2 separate regions of the Homo sapiens genome follow, and region 1 is linked to region 2. A link is a loop called in an ENCODE intact Hi-C map of the cell type or tissue named here. Cell type or tissue: A673. All regions are shown on one strand. Each heading gives the region's core, and the rest is flanking DNA. Links, peaks and the distances in the headings are about the cores only.

Region 1 (9,748 bases), core at 571-8,570, 270 kb after region 2:
TACATGGGTTGCCATGGGGACAGGGCTGTTTCCAGGGAGGCTGTGATGGGGTAACAAGTGCATGACAATGGGAGTTACTCTCAGCAAAGAATGTACAGCAAAGGCAAGAGTAACAGCAGCATTAACCCATGTGACAGCCACACCTTGGTGAAGTTAGCACTTTACATATATGAATATCTGCTCCATGTAGGAGTTCAGAGATCATCCCGAACATTTTTATCAGAGATAAGATGGGGGAAAAAATTGGGAGAACCACCAGGATTCTTACATTCCTGGTGTTGTGTATTTTGGGATCTCTATTTGGCAGCTCCAGAGCCAAAGGAAACATGTGAACACTCAAGTGTAACAAAAAACTTCCATGATTATCTTTTTATATCACCTTGGTACCCTGGAGGTCCAAGGTTCCCATTGAAGATACCTAAAGAGGCACTTGGAAGTATCCTAGGAAGTCAGCCATTACTCCCCAGTGGAATCCAACTTGACAACAAGGACATTTAAGTATGGGTGGGCCAATTTCTCCAAGAGGAATGGTGCCCTGAGGGCCACAGTCTGATCCTTGGTTGTCAGTACAGAATGATGAAGGTGCAATGAGATGCCCAGTGAATGCTTTAGGTGGCTCTGGAATGCCTAGAATGAACATGGGTCTGGAGGGTGGCAGATCTTGGCCAAACCCAACAAATGCCAATTCAGTACCATACTCCTCAACATCTCCTGGGAATTACATAGGCCCTCCAGGAGGTGAGGTCCACAGGAACACCCGTCATGTCTAGTCTAGCAGATTTAATCAACCCTGGAGATATGAATGAATGCAGTATGTTGTAGACCTAACAGACCTAATTTTCCAGTGGAATCTGGGTCAGATGGTACCATGGATGGAGTAGGAGGAGGAATGGAGTCACATCACATGAATGGCTTTTAGGCTCAGGAGATATGGACGGTATTTCTAAGAATTCTCCTGATAAAATGAGCCTGAGTAATCAACTGGGCTCAGGGATAATTGCAAAACTGGGGGAAATTTTTAAAATCCTTTTCAGGGAGTTACTCCTCTCGCATAACAGTGAGTGTGTGATCCATTACCAAGTACCCTCATGTAAACCACAGTGAACTAGCCCATCACAGAACTATCATAAAGGAAAATTATTTATCACAGCGTACATTTAAACAAAGGAATCTGTCCGGGCGTGGTGGCTTACACCTGTAATCCCAGCACTTTGGGAGGCCAAAGTGGGTGAATCACTTGAGGTCAGGAGTTTGAGACCAGCCTGGCCAACATGGCAAAATCCTGTCTCTACTAAAAATATAAAAATTATCCAGGCATTGTGGCACATGCCTGTAATCCCAGCTACTCAGGAGGCTGAGGCAGGAGAATCGCTTGAACCTGGGTGGCTGAGGTGGGAGGATTACTTGAGTCTAGGAGTTCAGGACCAGCCTGGGCAACAAAGTGAGATCGTGTCTACTACCAGCTAGTCAGGAGGCTGAGGAACAAAAATTGCTTGAACTGGAAGGCGGAGATTGCAACGAGCCAAGATCACACCACTGCACTCCAGCCTTGGTGACAGAGTGACACTCTGTCCCCCACCCCAAAAGAAAAGAAAAGGTACAAAGTGGCATATTAAAGTTGACTTAAACTGAACTGCAAATAATTATGTTTGTATGTATATGTGTGGGAAGAAGAATGTACTGTATCTGTGTGTGTTATATGGACATATACACAAACATACATTGACCCTCAGGACATTGTAAAATATTATCACATAACATCTTAGGTAGAAATAAGTAGGGATATTTATTCCATCCTTTATTCACATTAACATTTTAATTACTAAAAGTTGCTTCTGCATCCTCCCTGAACTATTGTGTGCTATCTATGTCCCTGCTTTATGCAAGTTCATTCGTCCGTTCTTTCTTTTCTTTTCTTTCTTTCTTTCTTTCTTTCTTTCTTTCTTTCTTTCTTTCTTTCTTTCTTTCTTTCCTTCTCTTTCTTTCTTTCTTTCTTTCTTTCTTTCTCTTTCTTTCTTTCTTTCTCTTTCTTTCTTTCTTTTTCTTCCTTCCTTCCTTCCTTCCTTCCTTTCTTCCTTCCTTCTTTTTTTTTTTCGACAGAGTCTCACTCTGTCACCTAGGCTGAAGTGCAGTGGGACAATCTGGGCACACTACAATCTTCACCTCCTGGGTTCAAGTGATTCTCTTTCCTCAACCTCCCAAGTAGCTGGGACTACAGGCATGGGCCACCATGCCCAGCTGTAAGTTATTTCTTAAGGTGAACTCAGATGTTATGTTTTTGTAAGTGTCTGCAATCATGGACAGGAATAAAATCACTTAGTTGAGAGTTTATATTAAAAAAAGTAAATAAATACAAAACTTGCTTATTACAGAAATGGAAATAAAGAAATCAGTTGTGTTTCCACCTGACAAAATTAATTTGCATGTTTGTGAATATGAGCTTGTTTGCACTGCTATCCATTATCTACAATTTGCAGAGTTGTAAAATATCTCAAAGACAATGAAAGGTGCAATGATCCCAGCTAAACCACCTAATTTTCTACTGAAGTCATCAGTAATCTTTTTGATGCATTTCAAAGTCTTTTATAGTTTTTCTCTACATTAGCAATCATGGAAAAAGTAGATTCCTTTCAGATGCTCCTATTTATCCCTCAGTTCTTTCACAAATAACTCCACTAGAAGCTTTCAATTAGCCGGGTGTGGTGGCAGGCACCTGTAATCCCAGCTACTTGGAAGTTTGAGGCAGGAGAATCCCTTGAACTTAGGAGGTAGACATTCCAGTGAGCTGAGGTTGCACCATTGCACTCCAGCCTGGGCAACAAGAGGGAAACTCCGTCTCAAAAAAAAAAAAAAAAAAAAAAAAGAAGAAGCTTTCCCTGATCCTTTCAACTGATTGTAATCTCTCTCTTTTTGTAGCTCCACAATCCCATTGTCTCTTTTATGACAGTGTCTCACTTTACTATCAGTGATACTTATGTATCTACCTTATTCTCCATACTAGATTTTAAATTGCTTTTCTTGAATCCTCTGCATTAGCTAACAGTGTCTACATATATAATATGCTCAATAGATATGTGTAATTGCATTTAATGTAATTCTTATATGCATTCAACTAGTCTTAATCAGCTTTGCTTATTATAGGTAGAGATAGCACCCTCCTGCAAAGTAAGATCTGAGGAGTGATCTTTATCTGAAACAGGTCTTAGTCAATTTAGGAAGCTTATTTTACCAAAGTTAAGAACACAGGCCCATGACACAGCTTCAGGAGGTCCTGATGACATGTGCCCAAGGTTGTTGGGGCACAGCTTGGTTTTGTACATTTTACAGAGATTACAATATGTAAGATGTACATTGGTTCTGTGTGGAAAGGCAGAATAACTCAAAGCGGGGAGGGGGCTTCCAGTTCATAGGTAGGAAAGAGACAAAGGGTTGCATTCTTTTGAGTTTCTGATTAGCCTTTCCAATGGAGGCAATCAGATATGCATTTATCTCAGTGAGCAGAGAGATGACTGAGTCCTCTCTGTCCTTTCTCTACAAGGAAATTTCTTGTGAGAGAGGTATGTAGCTTTTTATCTTAGTAGCTATCTTTTTTAGGAATAGAATGGGAGGCAGGTTTGCCCTAAGCAGTTCCCAGCTTGACTTTTTCCTTTGGCTTAGTGATTTGGCGAGGAGTGGGTGGGGGTGGAGGGTGTCCCAAAATTTATTTTCCTTTCACAGACTCATATTCCACAGCATTAATACAAATCAAAGAACTCCAGACAATGCTTGCTTTAGATCTGGCCTGTTCCCAAATCTCTCTCTCTTGAACTATGAGTGCCTGAAAACATTTCCAGTACTAGATTTACTAATGAATTTAGTGAATTAAGGCATCATCACTAAAAGGCAATTATGGTGCCTCACTACCCATTAGCTGCTATTAATAGAGCAGTATGGAGCAGTTTACCAGTTTGATAGGTCTCAAAAGAATGGTAAAGAAAAGGAAGTGAGTTTTTTTCCTTTCCTTTAAATAGGAAATGAGGAAGTAGAACACTTGTAGTTGGGGATGTGTTGGGTCTACATTTAATAAAGATAAACAGAAGTCCTTCATGGTCATCCTTATGAGAAGATTTTACTGGTATTTTCTCTAGTGCAATTAGAAGTTTAGAAAAAGATTTCCATGAAAAGTGTGAATAAAATATTTTAAAACCCTTTTAATGGATGCCTCTTATTTTTTGAAATACAGTTTAGATCGTGATCATCAGCTAATATTTATGGGTTGGCATTACATTGAAATATTTATGTTACTGGATGTGGAAACAGATTGGAGAAGTTTAAAACACTGTCTTTAAAACTGGCAATGATTGCTGTGGGACCCAGAAACAGTTGGCATCCTTGCATAAAAGACACTCGATGCCAATTACTTATGCACTAAATGGGTCTAGAATTCCAGATTAAATTGTCTGCAGTTTTGATTCAATTAGCTTTTGATTCAGTGCCTATGTCTTTAATGACAAAGCTATTCCAGGAAAAGTTGAGCCCTGGAAAAGTTTTATCTAGCTAAGATCCCCCTGAAGGGAGGATGTGAGTCACACTGCACTTACATTGGCAAATAAAACCGTAGTGCATGTCTGCTCCCTGTGGATTTTAATTTGCAGCAACAATAAACTTCAAGTAATGGGTCTTAGGTTAAGTGGTTGAATATCAAATTCAAGTCACAACTAGAAGGTCTTGTCTTAAAAAAGGTGAGGTAAATGTCATAGGCCAAATGGTCTCAGAGGCCTTGTAGAAATGCCTCCCCTCTCACATTGAGATAGCTTGATTTTTCCTCCACCCCAGATATTGTCATGTGAGTCTTTTCACTTTAATTAGTTCTTTTTTTTTTTTTTGAGACAGAATCTTGCTCTGTTGCCCAGGTTGGAGTGCAGTGGTGCAATCTCAGTTCACTGCAACCTCCACCCACTGGGTTCAAGCGATTCTCATGCCTCAGCCTCCTGAGCAGCTGGGATTACAGGTGTCCACAACCATGCCTAGCTGATTTGTGTATTTTTAGTACAGACAGAGTTGCACCATGTTGGCCAGGCTGGTCTCGAACTCCTGACCTCAAGTGATTTGCCCACCTTGGCCTCCCAAAGTGCTGGGATTACAGGCGTGAGCCACTAAGCCTTGCCAACATTTTTTTCATCTATATTTTTATCCACTCTCCCCACTAACACTTGTGTTTTGAAACAAATCCCAAGTAATATAATTTTATCTGTAATATTTCAGTAAATATCTCCCAAACTTAAAAAGTCTTTTTGTTTGTTTGTTTGTTTGTTTTTAAATAACTGAAATGCCATTATCCCAATGTCACACTTTGGGTTCCTCCAGAAGCTGAAACAAAGACAAAAATTTAAGTGCAAGTCATCTGAGAGAGGGAAACATCAGTGGGGAAGTGGAGGGAGTGAGACAGAAAAAGGAAGGTTCTAAGTAAGACTTTCGCAGATGGCTGAATCTGAGTTGGGCAAGCATTACCTCCTCAGCACTTGCAGAAAGCCACAGGGGCAGGCCAACAAGACTTCAGGAGGCAAAGTCTTCAGGCAAAGAAATGCAGTTGTTGGCTGCTAAATTCAGGGTAGCATGCCCTGAAGTGGTAAGGGTGAGAGACTGTGGAGCCCAGGGCCAACAGCTTCTCTTACACAGGCTTAAAAACAGTAAACAGCCTGGGCGCAGTGGCTCACGACTGTAATCCCAGTACTTTGGGAGGCCAAGGTGGGTGGATCACGTGAGGTCAGGAGTTCGAGACCACCCTGGCCAACATGGTGAAAACCCATGTCTACTAAAAATACAAAAAATTAGCCGGGTGTGGTGGTGTGTGCCTGTAATCCCAGCTACTTGGGAGGCTGAGATAGGATAATTGCTTGAACCCTGGAGGCAGAGGTTGCAGTGAGCCGTGATGGCACTCTTGCACTCCAACCTGGGCAACAGAGCAAGACTCTGTCTAAAAAAATAAAATAAAATAAAATAAAAACAATAAACAAGTAACAAGCCAGTGTTCAAATTATTGCTAGTATGTCATACTATTTGATTTTACAGCTTATGTGTCCAAATCATTATCCAAGTAAGGTCCATTTATTGTAACTGATTTACCATCATATGCTGTATAACAACATTTTGGTCAAAGACAGCACATAATACAACAGTGGTCCCAAAAGATTATAATCCATATTTTTACTGTACTTTTTCTATGTTTAGTTATGTTTCCTCACACAAATAAGTACCATTGGGTTACAATTGCTGACACTATTCAGTACAGTAACATACTGTACAAGTTTGTAATCAAGGAACAATAGGCTAACCCACATGGCCTAGGTGTGTAGTAGGCTATACCATCTAGGTTTGTGTAAGGATACTCTATTATGTGGGCACAATGACAAAATTGTCTAACAACACATCTCTCAGAATGTGTCTCCATTGTTAAGTGATGCATGACTGTACATGTTTTTTAAGTCTCTTTTTCTTTCCATTTTTTTATTTAGAAATTTTGAAGCATACAACAAACTTAGAAGAATATTATTGTGAACAAATATGTTTATCGAGATTAAACCATTAACATTTTAAATATATTTGCCTTATCACATATCTACCCATTTGTTCATCCCTTTATGCATTTCAGAGTAAATTGCAGATATTGATCATTTATCCCTAAATACTTTTACCCTGAAACACTTCAGTATAAAAATCATTACTAAGGTTTATATTGTTTATTTATTTATTTTTTTGAGACGGAGTCTCACTCTGTCGCCCAGGCTGGAGTGCAGTGGCATGATCTTGGCTCACTGCAACCTCCACATCCTGGGTTCAAGTGATTCTCCTGACTCAGCTTCCCAAGTAGCTGCGACTACAGGTGTGTGCCACCACGCCCGGCTAATTTTCTGTATTTTTTTCTTTTTTTTTTTTTAATTTTTTGTATTTTTAGTAGAGACAGGGTTTCACCACGTTAGCCAGGATGGTCTCCATCTTCTGACCTCGTGATCTGCCCGCCTCGGCCTTTCAAAATGCTGGGATTACAGGCATGAGCCACTGCGCCCAGCCCATTTTTTCCTTTTGAGGTAAAATTTGCAACAACGAAATGCACAAATTTTAACTGTATATTTGTGGAGTTACGATAAATGCATGTACCCTATGTAACCTACACCTCCATCAAGATATGGAATATTTCTACAACCTCAGAGAGTTTCCTCATTCTCCTTTTCAGTCAATCCCTACCCTCAACTTCTCAAAGGCAACTTTTTTTTAACCTAATGTTGTTCACAATGTTCTCTTACTTTATTTTATTTTATTTTTTGTTCTAATGTCTGTGGTATCTGTGGTGATAACTACTTTTTCATTCCTGATATTGGCAATTGGTGCTCTTGTTGGGAACAAATTTCCTGTGGGTTCCTTCATGTTTCTGCAGGTCCTGTGAGTAGAGGCACTGACAGCCTTTGTTCTGAGTTATCTTTTAAAGATGTTTGTATTGCAAATCACTTGGTAAATAGTGACAGTGGAGCCCTCTAGAGCAGGGACAGGTTTTTATTTTTTTTTATTTTTTTTTATTTTAACTCTCTGGTACAATAAAGATAATTTCTACCTCAGGGGTAAAAGTCAGTCAGGTTTTCTTGCAGTCTACTATAAAGGATTAAGTTACTAAGCCTGGGTTTCCTTAACTGAGATGCCAACCCACTACATTTATAACACCTATAACACCTACCTGGGCCACTCTGTGTCTTTCTCATAGGACTTGAGGGTCTAAAAGAACTAATGCAAATGTGAAGCTCATGCTGCTTGCTGGCTGTGAGTGGTAAAGTGCTAGTCTCTGGCTTAGGAATCTCATTTAGCAGGCCAGATTCCGTGAAACTCTGGCAGATTAACTTGTTAGCTTTAACAGGAGGGTACAATCTCAGACTCTTGAAATTCTTGATGTTTGTCTTCCTTCCTTCCTTCTCTCTCTCTCTCTCTTTCTTTCTTTTTCTTTCTTTCTAGATGGAGTTTCACTCTTGTTGCCTAGGCTGGAGTGCAATGGTGAGGTCTCGGCTCACTGCAACCTCCACCTCCCAGGTACATGCAGTGATTCTTCTGCCTTAGCCTCCCAAGTAGCTGAGATTACAGGCACCTGCCACCATGCGCGGGTAATTTTTTTGTATTTTTAGTAGAGACGGGGTTTCACCATGTTGGCCAGGCTAGTCTCGAACTCCTGACCTCAGGTGATCCGCCCACCTCAGCCTCTTTGTAATCCCCTGTTGGGATTACAGGCATGAGCCACTGCGCTCAGCCTTTTTTTTTTTTTTTTTTTTAAATAACTAATTCTAGCAAGGAGTTTATCAATTTTGCTGATCTTTTCAAAGAACAATTTTCAGCTTTGCTAATTTTTTCTATTACTTTCCTATATTTTAGTTAATTGATTTCTGTTGTTATCTTTATTTCCTCCCACTTACTTCGGGATTTACTTTGCTCTTTTTTTCCCTAGCTTATTTATGTGGAACTTTTGGTCATTGATTTTTAGACATCTCTTCTTCACCAACATAAGCATTTAAAGCTATATATTTCTGAATAGGCATTGCTTTGGATGCATCATACAAATTTTGATATGTTGTATTTTTATTCATTCAGTGTGAAATACTATCTAACTTCCTATGTGATTTCTTCTTTGACCAATGGATTATTTTAAATATCTTGTTTATTTACACATATTTGAAGTTTCCCTAGATCTTAGTTTTATTGATCTCTAATGTAGTTCCATTGTGATCAGAGAACATACTCTGTATGATTGCAATTTTTAAAAATTTATTAAGACATTTTAAGATCCACTATATGGTCTATCTTGCTGAACATACCACATGCACTTGAAAACAAAATGTATTCTGGAGTTGTTGGATGTGGTGCTTTATAAACATCAATGAGGTTGTATCAGTCAGAGATCACCAGAGAAACAGAACCAGTAGGATGTGTAGATGAGAGAGAGGGAGGGAGAGAGAGAGAGAGAAAGAGAGAGCGAGAGGTTTATTATAAATAATTGGCACATGTAATTGTGGAGGCTGATAAGTCTGAGCTCTGCAGTCAGCAGGCTGGAGATCTAGGAGAGCAAATGGCATAGTTCCAGTCCTGGTCCAAAGGCCCAAGAAGTAGAAGAGCTGATGTTGTAGTATCAGAATGAAAGCCAGCAGGCTCAAGACCCAAGAAAAGCCCATGTTTAAGTCTAAGCCTGAAAGCAGGAAAAAACCTGATGTCCCAGCTCTAAAGCAATCAAGAAGGAGGAGTTCCCTTTTGTTCTATTCAGGTCTTCTACTGATTGGATGGGGCTCATTCACATTAAAGAAGGCAGTCTATTTTACTCAGCCTACCAATGCAAATGTTACTTGAACCCAGAAATACCCGCACAGACACACACAGAATAACATTTGACCAAATGTCTGGACACTCTGTGGCCTAGTCAAGTTGACACATAACATTAACCATCACAGAAGTCAAGGTGGTTTATAGTATTGTTCAAAACACCTATGAATTTCTTGATTTTTTTTTGTTTAACTGTTCTATCTATTGCTGAGAGCAGAGTGTTAAAATCTCCTGCTGAGATCATGAAATTGTCTATTTCTCCTTTTAGCTCAGTTGATTTTCACTTCATGTATTTGGAAGTTCTGTTATCAGGAATGTGAATCTTTATGATTAGGTATATACAAATTATTCTTTTTTTTTTCTTTTACTACATCTGTAGCAAAACTGCATACACATTATTTCTTCTGAAGAATTGACC
Region 2 (9,748 bases), core at 594-8,593:
ATAAGAATCTCTAAGTGTTGTTCCCCTCCCTGTGTCCATGTGTTCTCATTGTTCACCTCCCACTTACAAGTGAGAACACGCTATGTTTAGTTTTCTGTTCCTGCATTAGTTTGCTGACGATAATGGCTTCTAACTCTATCCATGTCCCTGCAAAGGACATGATCTCATTCCTTTTTATGGCTGCATAGTATTCCATGGTGTATATGTACCATATTTTCTTTATCCAATTTATCATTGACAGCATTTGGGTTGATTCCATGTCTTTGGTTTTCTGTTCCTGCATTAGTTTGCTGAGGATAATGGCTTCCAACTCTAACCATGTCCCTGCAAAGAACATGATCTCATTCCTTTTTTATGGCTGCATGGTATTCCATGGTGTATATGTACCACATTTTCATTATCCAGTCTATCATTAATAGGCATTTGGGTTGATTCCACATCTTTGCTATTGTGAATAGTGCTGCAATGAACATATGTGTGTATGTATCTTTATAATAGAATGATTTATATGCCTTTGGGTATATACCCAGTAATGGGATTGCTGGATCAAATGGTATTTCCAGTTCTAAATCTTTGAGGAATCATCACACTGTCTTTCACAATGGTTGAACTAATTTACATTCTTACCAACAGTGTAAAAGCATTCTTATTTCTCTGTACATGTACCCTGAACTTAAGAAAAATAATAATTTTTTTAAAAAGAATCCCTGATCTATGCACCACTTCATTCCAGCTTAGGCAACAGCATAGGACCCTGTCTCTAAAAAATTTTCTAAAAAATAATCCCTGATCTATGATAAAAAATTCTGCTTACTCTGAAATTTATAAAGGATTAATTGAATCCTTTATAAAGGATGAATCCACTCATATTACATAAGTTCTGTATATGTCACTAAATTCTTAACCTAACAATGAAACTCAAATGAATGTCAGTGGTGTTTGCCACAAAATTTATATTTCTTTCTCTCTGAGACTTGGTGAATTTAGGGAATAGTCTCTGCCCTGGTGTGGCCCAAACTCCATGGTCCCTCAAGCTGTAACAAGACCTGTTGATATTCAGCATATTCTTACGGAGCCATACTGGGAGACACAGTTTCATATTCAGAAGCTAACTTTTACTTTATGCACTTGTGCAAATTTCTTTTAAAGTATAAACTCTCTATTGTATTGCTAAGTTCTTTCTCTCTTAAAAAATGTCTGCTATCCCTAAGCTCCCAAAGGACTTTTCTCTCTGTTTGCAGGAATCTGTGGCGTAACCTCTCTCTGAATTGAGTGTTTTCCATCCGTCTGTGATCTGTACTCTTTGCTATCTTTGGGGGTTGGAAGGATAGAAGGTTTTGAAACATCCTTTGGCTAAAAGAGCATTTTTGTAGTTGAAACTTGCACTAAAAGCAGATCCCTTGCCCCAGTTGGGGTAGAAATATGGAAACCGTGACACCTCCTGTTCCTCTCCCCCTACCCGGAGGCTGAGGCAGTTAAAGGTGTATCTTCCCCTAACGTCATCATGCTCAGTAGGCTATGGCAGATTGAAGAGAATATTTAAGCAGAAAATCAAATTACTTTATTTCATAGTTATCCAGTCTTATATCTTTTTTTAAAAAAAAAAAGAGACAAAGTCTCACCCTTGTTACCTAGGCTGGAGTGCAGTGGTGCAATCCTAGCTCACTGCAACCTTAAACTCCTGAGCCCAAGCCATCCTTTTGCCTCCGCCTCCCGAGTTTGAGATTACAGGTATGAGCCACTGCACCCAGCCAATCTTACACTTTTTAATCCATCTATTTTAAAGCAAATGTTTTGTGTGTGAAACATTTTGAATCCCAAATTTAAGCAAATAAAATTCGAGAAGGCAAAAATTATTTCCAAGTCCTGTAAGTTGAGAGGCAGTTAATATACTCATTCATTTGATTCATTAATTATGTATTATATAATATAGTGTAAATATGAGGCAAATCTTCTACCTTCTCAAAGTTTTGAGTGATAAAAACTAAAAATTCAGTTAAGAGGAAAATCATTAGCTTTGAATTGAATCTGCATACAGGCCTCAGGGAACCAAATGTCAATCTCAATCTTTTAATGATTATAACAATCATCTCAGGAGCTGGTAGAAGCTGACTCCAGTATATCATACATCATGCCCAATCCACCTATTGGGCTTTCTATTCTGTTTAATTGGTCTACTTATCTAGTCTTAATTGACACTGATGAATAATAAGTATTTGGTAAGCCAAATCTTCTCATTTTACTCTTTTTGGGGGAGCAGTGTTGGGTATTTGTGGGTTTTTGCTTTTCCATGAAGAAGAGCTGTTTAGAATCTAGTGTTCAAGTTCCAAAACCCCGTTAGTTTTTTGTTATAATTGAATGAAAAACATTGTTGAAAGAAACTAATCAACCGGTGGTGGCTTATGCCTATAATCCTAGCACTTTGGGAGGCTGAGGTGGGCGGATGGCTTGAGTCTAGCAGTCTGAGACCAGCCTGGGCAGCATGGTGAAACCCCATTTCTATTAAAAAAAAATTTATTTATATATATATATATATAAATTATCTGGGTATGGTGGCACACACCTGTGGTCCACGCTACTTGGGAGGCTAAGGTGGGAAGATCACTTTAGCCCTGGAGGCAGGGTTGCAGTGAGCTAAGATTGCACCACTGCACTGCTCCAGCCTGGGTGACAGAGTGAGACCCTGTCATACACACATACACACACACACACACACAGAGAGAGAGAGAAACCAATCAGATCTAAATAAATAGGAAGACATTTCATGTTCATGGATTGGAAGACTTAATATTGTTAAAAGGCAATACTTCCAAGTTTATCTACAGGTTCAACAGAATTCCTGTCAGAAACCCACCTGACTTATTTGTATAAATAGACAAGCTGATCTTAAAATTTATATGGAAACTCAAGACACCCAAAATAAGCAAAACAATCTTGAAAAGGAATAAAGCTGAAAGATTCACACTTCCTTATTTCAAAACTTATTACATTGCTAGAGTAATGAAGATGGTGTGGTACTGGAATAAGGATAGACGTATAGACCAGTGGAATGGAATTGAGAGTCCAGAAATAAACCCATGTATCTATAGCCAATTGATTTTCAACAAGAGTGCCAAGGCCATTCAGTGGCAAAAAAATAGTCTTCAGCAAGTAGTGCTGGGACATGTGTGTAGCCATATAAAAAAGAATGAAGTTCGGCCTACATCACATGATATACACAAGTTAACTCAAAATGACAAATAATGTATCACCTCATTTATCTGCAGGATCTACAAATGACAAACTTTTAAAAGCAGAGAGTAAAATGGAGTTGGCAAAGGGGCTGGTGGGAGAGAAATGGAGAGGTGGAGATGTTGGTGAAAGAGTACAAAGATTAAGTTAGACAAGATGAATAAGTTCTAGTTATCTATTGTACAGCATGATGACTATAGTAATAATAATGTATTATATACTTGGAAATTGCTAAGAGAATAGATCTTAAATGTTCTCACCACAAAAAATGAATATGTGAAGCAATATTTTAATTACATTGATTTAATCATTTCACAATTTATATATATATATCAAAACATCACATTTAGTGGGGTTTTTTGGTCAATTATATCTTAAATCTTAATAGAGAAGGGAAAATGAAATAAAATAAGAAAATAAAAATAAAATAATAAGCCACTAAAAAAAGTAACTCAAAATGAATAAAAAACCTAAATATAAGAGCCAAACTATAAATCTCTTAAAAGAAAACATTTGGATAAATCTTTGTGACCTCAGATTTGGTAATGGAGTCTTAGCTATGACCAAAAGCACAAACAACAAAATAAAAAAATAGATAAATTGGATGTCATTAAAATTAAAAATTTTTATGCTTCAGAGGATAACAATCAAGAAAGTGAAAAAGACAACCCACACAATGAAAGAAGCTATTTACAAGTCTATGTCTGATTAGGACTTGTATCTATACAAGTATATAAAGGAATCACAACTTAAAAACCAATTTGGTTCTGATGGCTCTGGGACCTTCAGTAACTGTCACACAAGGGAGAAGAGAAAGGACCTGGGCTTGCCCAGATGGCCTGTCGCTACCCTCCCATCTTCAGTGGCAGCGCATGGAGCTGCCTGTCACACAAGCAAAATTATGGGAGTGTACTCTTCATGGTAGATGAGAATTCCATGGTATGAGACCACTTCAAGTGGAAGTGGCTATTTCCTGTGTTCTGTTTTTGAGATTAGATCAAATTTCAAGCCTTTTCATTATAGCTGAGTTCTTTACCTTAAGAAAAGCTTAAATGCTAGGCAGTAGTTCTTCACATCACATTAAAGTGAAGTGAACTTCACAAAAAACTTCAGCTGCACATTAAAATTACCTGGGAATGTTTTGAAACATGCCCATGCCTGCTTCCCAATGCAGGTCAAATAAATCAGCATCTCTGGGGGTGGGTCACGGGCATGCGTAAATCAAATGTGCAGCCAGGGCAGTGAGCCACTGAGCTAGAATCTTCTTTAATTCAGTCCAGCTCTTCTCCAATAAATAGAGTCAATGTGTTTAGAGTTACTGTCAGCCATCTACTATAACAGATGTCAGGAAACTCTTATCTGTTTCTAATGAGACTTGCTTATCTGTCAGCTCTGATATTGAAAAAGAGAAGCATAGTGATGGGATTATTTCTTTTCAGAATAAGACCTTATTTTTCTATTGTTAATGTGATTTAATATTGAAATGAATAAATTTTGGTGCTACAAGACACTCTTTTGTATTCTATTTGCAATTAAAAGTATGTGAAAATACCATTTTCTCCCAAACAAAGCAGGTCAGAATATTTTTAAAAACTGATTCTATAGGTCCCTTTGAGACAATCATTAGTAAAAGTGTAAATAATATTACTTTCAAATTTTAACTTAGAAAGAATGCTAAATTTGGATCTCAATTGCATACTTCTCTCCCAATTGTATTAAGTAATTAATTTAGAGAGGCTAGAGAGAAGGGATCCAAGAAAGGGGACTCATCTTAAATGAGTACAAACATGCTATATATCTTATCTTAAAAAAAAAAAACAGCAAAACCTCTCCTGGATCCTATACCTGTATACATATAGCATATCTGTATCTCTTTAGAAAGAGTTGTTTATGGCCGGGTGCAGTGGCTCACGCCTGTAACCCCAGCACTTTGGGAGGCCGAGGCAGGCGGATCACCTGAGGTCAGGAGTTCGAGACCAGCCTGGCCAATATTGTGAAACCCCCATCTCTACTAATAATACAAAAATTACCCGGACTTGATGGTGTGCACCTGTAGTCCCAGCTACTGGGGAGGCTGAGGCTGGAGAATCGCTTGAACTCAGGAGGCGGAGGTTGCAGTAAGCCAAGATGCACCACTGCACTCCAGCCTGGGTGGCAGAGTGAGACTCTGTCTAAAAAAAAAGAAAAGAGTTGTTTATAATACTAACACTGTTTTTTGTTTTCATTTTCATTTCTCCTTCTATTCTTGCTTTAACCCTTTAGAACTAGATTTTTGTGCTTATACTCCACTGAATCATCTCTTGTAAGGGTCATCAATGACCTCCTTGCTTCCAAATAAAATGGTCACATCTCAGCCTACATCAGCAAAATTTGGCCAAGTTGTTACTCCCTTGATCCGAAACACTTCTTCTGGTTGACATCTTGGATGATACTTTGTTTTGGTTCCCATCCCACCTCCCTGACGGCTCCTCTCCATTTCCTTTGCTGGTTCCTCCTCATCCCCCTGATTATTTAGGTTGGATTGCCCCAGAGTTCTGTCTTCCTTCCCCTTCTCTCTCTGTACCCTTGCTCTAGAGCTTAGAATATTTCATATCTCCTAAAATTCGACATATATGTTAATAACTCCCAATTTATATTTCCATTTTTTACCTCTTTCCTGAAGTATAGGTTCATTTCTCAGAATCTTCTCTTCACTACTAATAGACATCCTTAGTTTAATATATTCAAAATTAACTTGGTTTTCTCTTCTCCAAACTATTCTTCTCACAATCTTTCCCATTATAGTAAATGACAACTCCACTTACAAGTTGCTCAGGTAAAAACCTTGCCATCTTCCTTGATCTATTTCTTCTATACTGCACATTCAGTTTACCAGTTAATCTTGACAGGTCTACCTTTGAAGTTTATCCAGAATACCAGCACTTCCACGCTACTGAAACAGGAAAGGTTCCCTTGTCCCCCTCACAGGGCATGCGATGGGGGTGTGGCTCGCTTCTTCAGTGCCCCGCTGCTCAAACCTCCAGGGGAGCTTACAGACGGGCAGGCTATGGGCTCCGACCCCACGGCAGTGTCTAGGGGTGAATATTTACAGCACCTGAAGCCCCAGTGGGCCTGTGTTACAGGCTGCTCTTTCAGTTTTGCCGTCTATAGGTGGCTTGTGTTAACCAGCTCAATTAAGCCTCTACCTTGCTCTACCTTGTTGAAAGGACAGAGGGCTTTCTGTATCCCCGGTTCTTGCTTTGGTGTACTGGGAGAATCGGATCATACCTGGGTTTGGAGAATGAGTGCAAGGTTTTATTGAGTGGATGTAGCTCAGGGGAAGTCAGAAGGGGAGGGAGTGGGAAGGTTTTCCCCTGGAGTTGGGCCATTCGGTGGCCTGGGCTCTCCTCCGACTGCCCCAGCCAAACTCCAGGTTGTTCTGCTTCTGCTGGTCACTGGCCTGCCAGCATGCCGGTGCCTATTGGTGCATTCCTCTCTATGTCTAACCACCTGTGTTCCTCTGCTGATGTGCTCCTCTCAATGTCCAGCCGCCTATATGTGTGGCTGCCAGGGTCTTGGGGGTTTTTATAGGCACAAGATGAGGGCATGGCAGGCCAGGGTGATCTTGGGAAATCTCCAGGAAATGCCTGTCCTCACCTAGGTCTGTTGGGGTGGAGCCCTAGCCAGGGACCACCCTTGTCTCTACCCAGCACTTCCCTTCCCTGCTTCCCTATCATTTAAAGGGACCAAACTCTTCCCTTTCCAGCACTTCTGTAACACTACCACCCTATTCCCACTACTACCACCTCTCACCTGGATTACTGTAGTGGCCTACTTACTGATCTTTATGTTCCCATTCTTATCAACCCCTCTCCTACACTCCCCCCCACCCTCTCCCCACAACACAAGTCAGGCTCTATCACTCCTCTGTTCTAAACATTTTTTTTTTTTTTGAGACAGACTTTTGCTCTTGTTACCCAGGCTGGAGTGCGATGGCACGATCTTGGCTCACCGCAAGCTCCACCTACCGGGTTCAAGGGATTCTCCTGCCTCAGCCTCCCAAGTAGCTGGGATTACAGGCACGTGCCACCACCCCTGGCTAATTTTGTATTTTTAGTAGAGTCGGGGTTTCTCTATGTTCGTCAGGCTGGTCTCAAACTCCCGACCTCAGCTGATATGCCCGCCTCGGTCTCCCGAAGTGCTGGGATTACAGGTGTGAGCCACCGCGCCCGACCCTCTGTTCAAAACTCTTAGTAGCCTCCCACGTCATTCAAGATAAAAGTCAAATCCTTACAGTGACCTCTAGGGTCCTGTATGATAGGGGCTCTTTGGCCTCATCTCCTAGAACTCCCACACATACCCACTGGCTGCAGCATACTAGCCTTCATTCTGTTCTCAAACACTCCCAGCATGTGTCCTCTTTTTCTGGAATAGTCTTGTTCCCTTCTCTGCCCTTTCCCAGAATGTTCTACACACAGCAGACACATAACTCACATCCTTGCTTCTCTATGCAAATGTCCCCTCCTCAGAAAAGACCATCCCAATGATCTCAACTGAAATAGCAATCACCCTCCACTTTTCTCCCCAACTTTATTCCTGCTTTGTTTTACTTCGTAGCACTTATTATCAACTGACTTATCATACATTTATTTATTGTCTATTTTCCCTACTATGATGTAAGTCCACAAGGATTGTTTTGTTCACTGCTATATCCTTAGCATCAAGAATACTGATGGGTAAACAGTAAATGCTCAATAAACATGTATTGTTTATAACTCTGATTTCTTAGCTTTTAGCAAATTTCTTTCTTACTGCATGTTCTAAATTTTTATCATTTGATTGCTTACTTTTTATTTTTAACTAAAATGCATTAACAGTTTACCCCAAATCTGGATGAATCACTCATTAGGTACAATTCAGCACCATATTTTGTTGGATATAAGAAACTATCAACTATAAAATACATGATTATTTTTTATGCCACTAAGAAAAAATGCTGCCATTTAAGGTATGACATGCTATTTATTGAAAGAAGCATTTTTATTTAAGAGTTATTAAAGTATGAAGTCATATATGTATCATAGAATTAACGAAATATGGTATTGAGAATCTTCTGTAGGGCAGATATTGCCCCTCTCTTCCCTGAGTAAGGAGTACAGAGGCTGGTGAGGGGAAAGACAGGTTTATGTGTGATAGCATAACTCATAATAACAGGAGTCATGAAAAGCGAGTAACCATAGAGATTATTTGAGTGCTTCATACACTGGAGGGTAGGGTGAAAGATGATTTTATCTAAATGAGTCTATCTCATTTTGTGTTTTGTTTGCTGTTTTTTTTTGGTTGTTGTTTTGTTTTTCAGTTTTTTTTTGTCTTTTTTAAAGCTCATTTTGTGACTGTTGAAGGATGTTTACTTCTTAAGGGATAAACTTAGGCAATAAAAAACAAAGACCAAGACAAATAATTTGGAAATTAATCCAACCAATTTCTTTTCGAACCAATAAAGTCAGGTATTATCTTTTGCAAAAGAAGCAATTTAGTTTGCTTTCATTTCAAAAGCATTTGAAGCTTTCCCAAAAGGATACTGCTGGTGAATAAAATGGAAATTCAAGATGAAAAACTGCCAGGTCAGTTATCAGAGTTTGATTTATTCCTGAGAGGCAGTTGACTTAAACTGTGCATGTCTGCAAGTCATTGCATCATCTGCAGTTCTCCTGAAATTACTTGGTAGGTAGATACTGAATCATCTTACATGGCAGCTGGTCATAAAGGATCCAAGGCTTAAGAAACCACGCAATATTAGATTAGCTATAGTGTTTTACAGGGACATTATCACTGGGAACAGACAAAGACATTGAAGGACAAAGAACAATTCTATCCTAAGGTACACATTGGATTCCTACCCAACAATAAGTGGTTTTAGTGTCTTCAGAGAAAATAAAATATCTTTTCTCGTAAGATCATTTCCCATAGGATCTGTTTAACCTTAGTCCTTGCCTCATACTCACTGCTACTTAGATTCATTTTCCATTCTTGAAAGTCCATAATATATGTATAATGTAGGAGAAAGCAAAAAAGGGAACTTGAAAAGTATGTACAAACCTCTCCTCTCTCCTGGCTCCTGAATCCTTTGTTGGGGCCCTTTGACTACTAGGCCTTTATTGGACTGATCACTATAATGAACTGTGGGAAGAAAACGATTTTTAAAGCCAAAACAAGTAGAATATAAAGTTATATTTAAGATGGGCTTAAGCTACTTGGGAAGGAAGTCCCAGGGTCAGTGAGGAATCTAAAGGTACACAGAGAGAGAAGAGGGGACATGAGTTGAAACTTGACAGCTGGTGGTTGAGAGCAGCTTTGAGCAATTTCCATGAGAAGTAGAACTTTTGAGAGAGGAAAAGCTCTAAAGACCCCGTTTAGAAACCTTGCTATGCTATACATGCTATGCATGCACCTATATGCTACTTCTGCCTCTTGAAACTTCAGTAAAAGCCTATAAGTCTTTCAATGTTTTTTTGGAGTTAGGTGTGTGCCTTTTTCT

Evidence for each region. A loop is a pair of places that touch in the nucleus more often than their neighbours do. Peaks named below come from ENCODE experiments on the same cell type or tissue, not always from the same donor. Only the 100,000 strongest peaks of a DNase experiment are listed, where the experiment ranks them.
Region 1: it touches region 2 in a loop (4-fold over the local background); 2 of 110 quality-filtered maps call a loop at or near these places.

Annotation. Positions count from the first base shown.
Region 1 is chr6:82,255,317-82,265,064 of GRCh38, reverse strand. It overlaps the pseudogene LOC100132659. Among named protein-coding and RNA genes, the nearest start is that of IBTK, 12 kb to the right of the region's middle. RefSeq lists a silencer at 1-153. In A673, for the core only: a CTCF peak has its summit at 7,527; DNase peaks (open chromatin) are centred at 3,944 and 4,534; H3K27ac peaks cover 1,106 bases.
Region 2 is chr6:82,520,738-82,530,485 of GRCh38, reverse strand. No RefSeq gene overlaps it. Among named protein-coding and RNA genes, the nearest start is that of TPBG, 160 kb to the right of the region's middle. In A673, for the core only: no CTCF peak of the experiment used is centred there; DNase peaks (open chromatin) are centred at 4,165 and 4,475; H3K27me3 peaks cover 1,299 bases.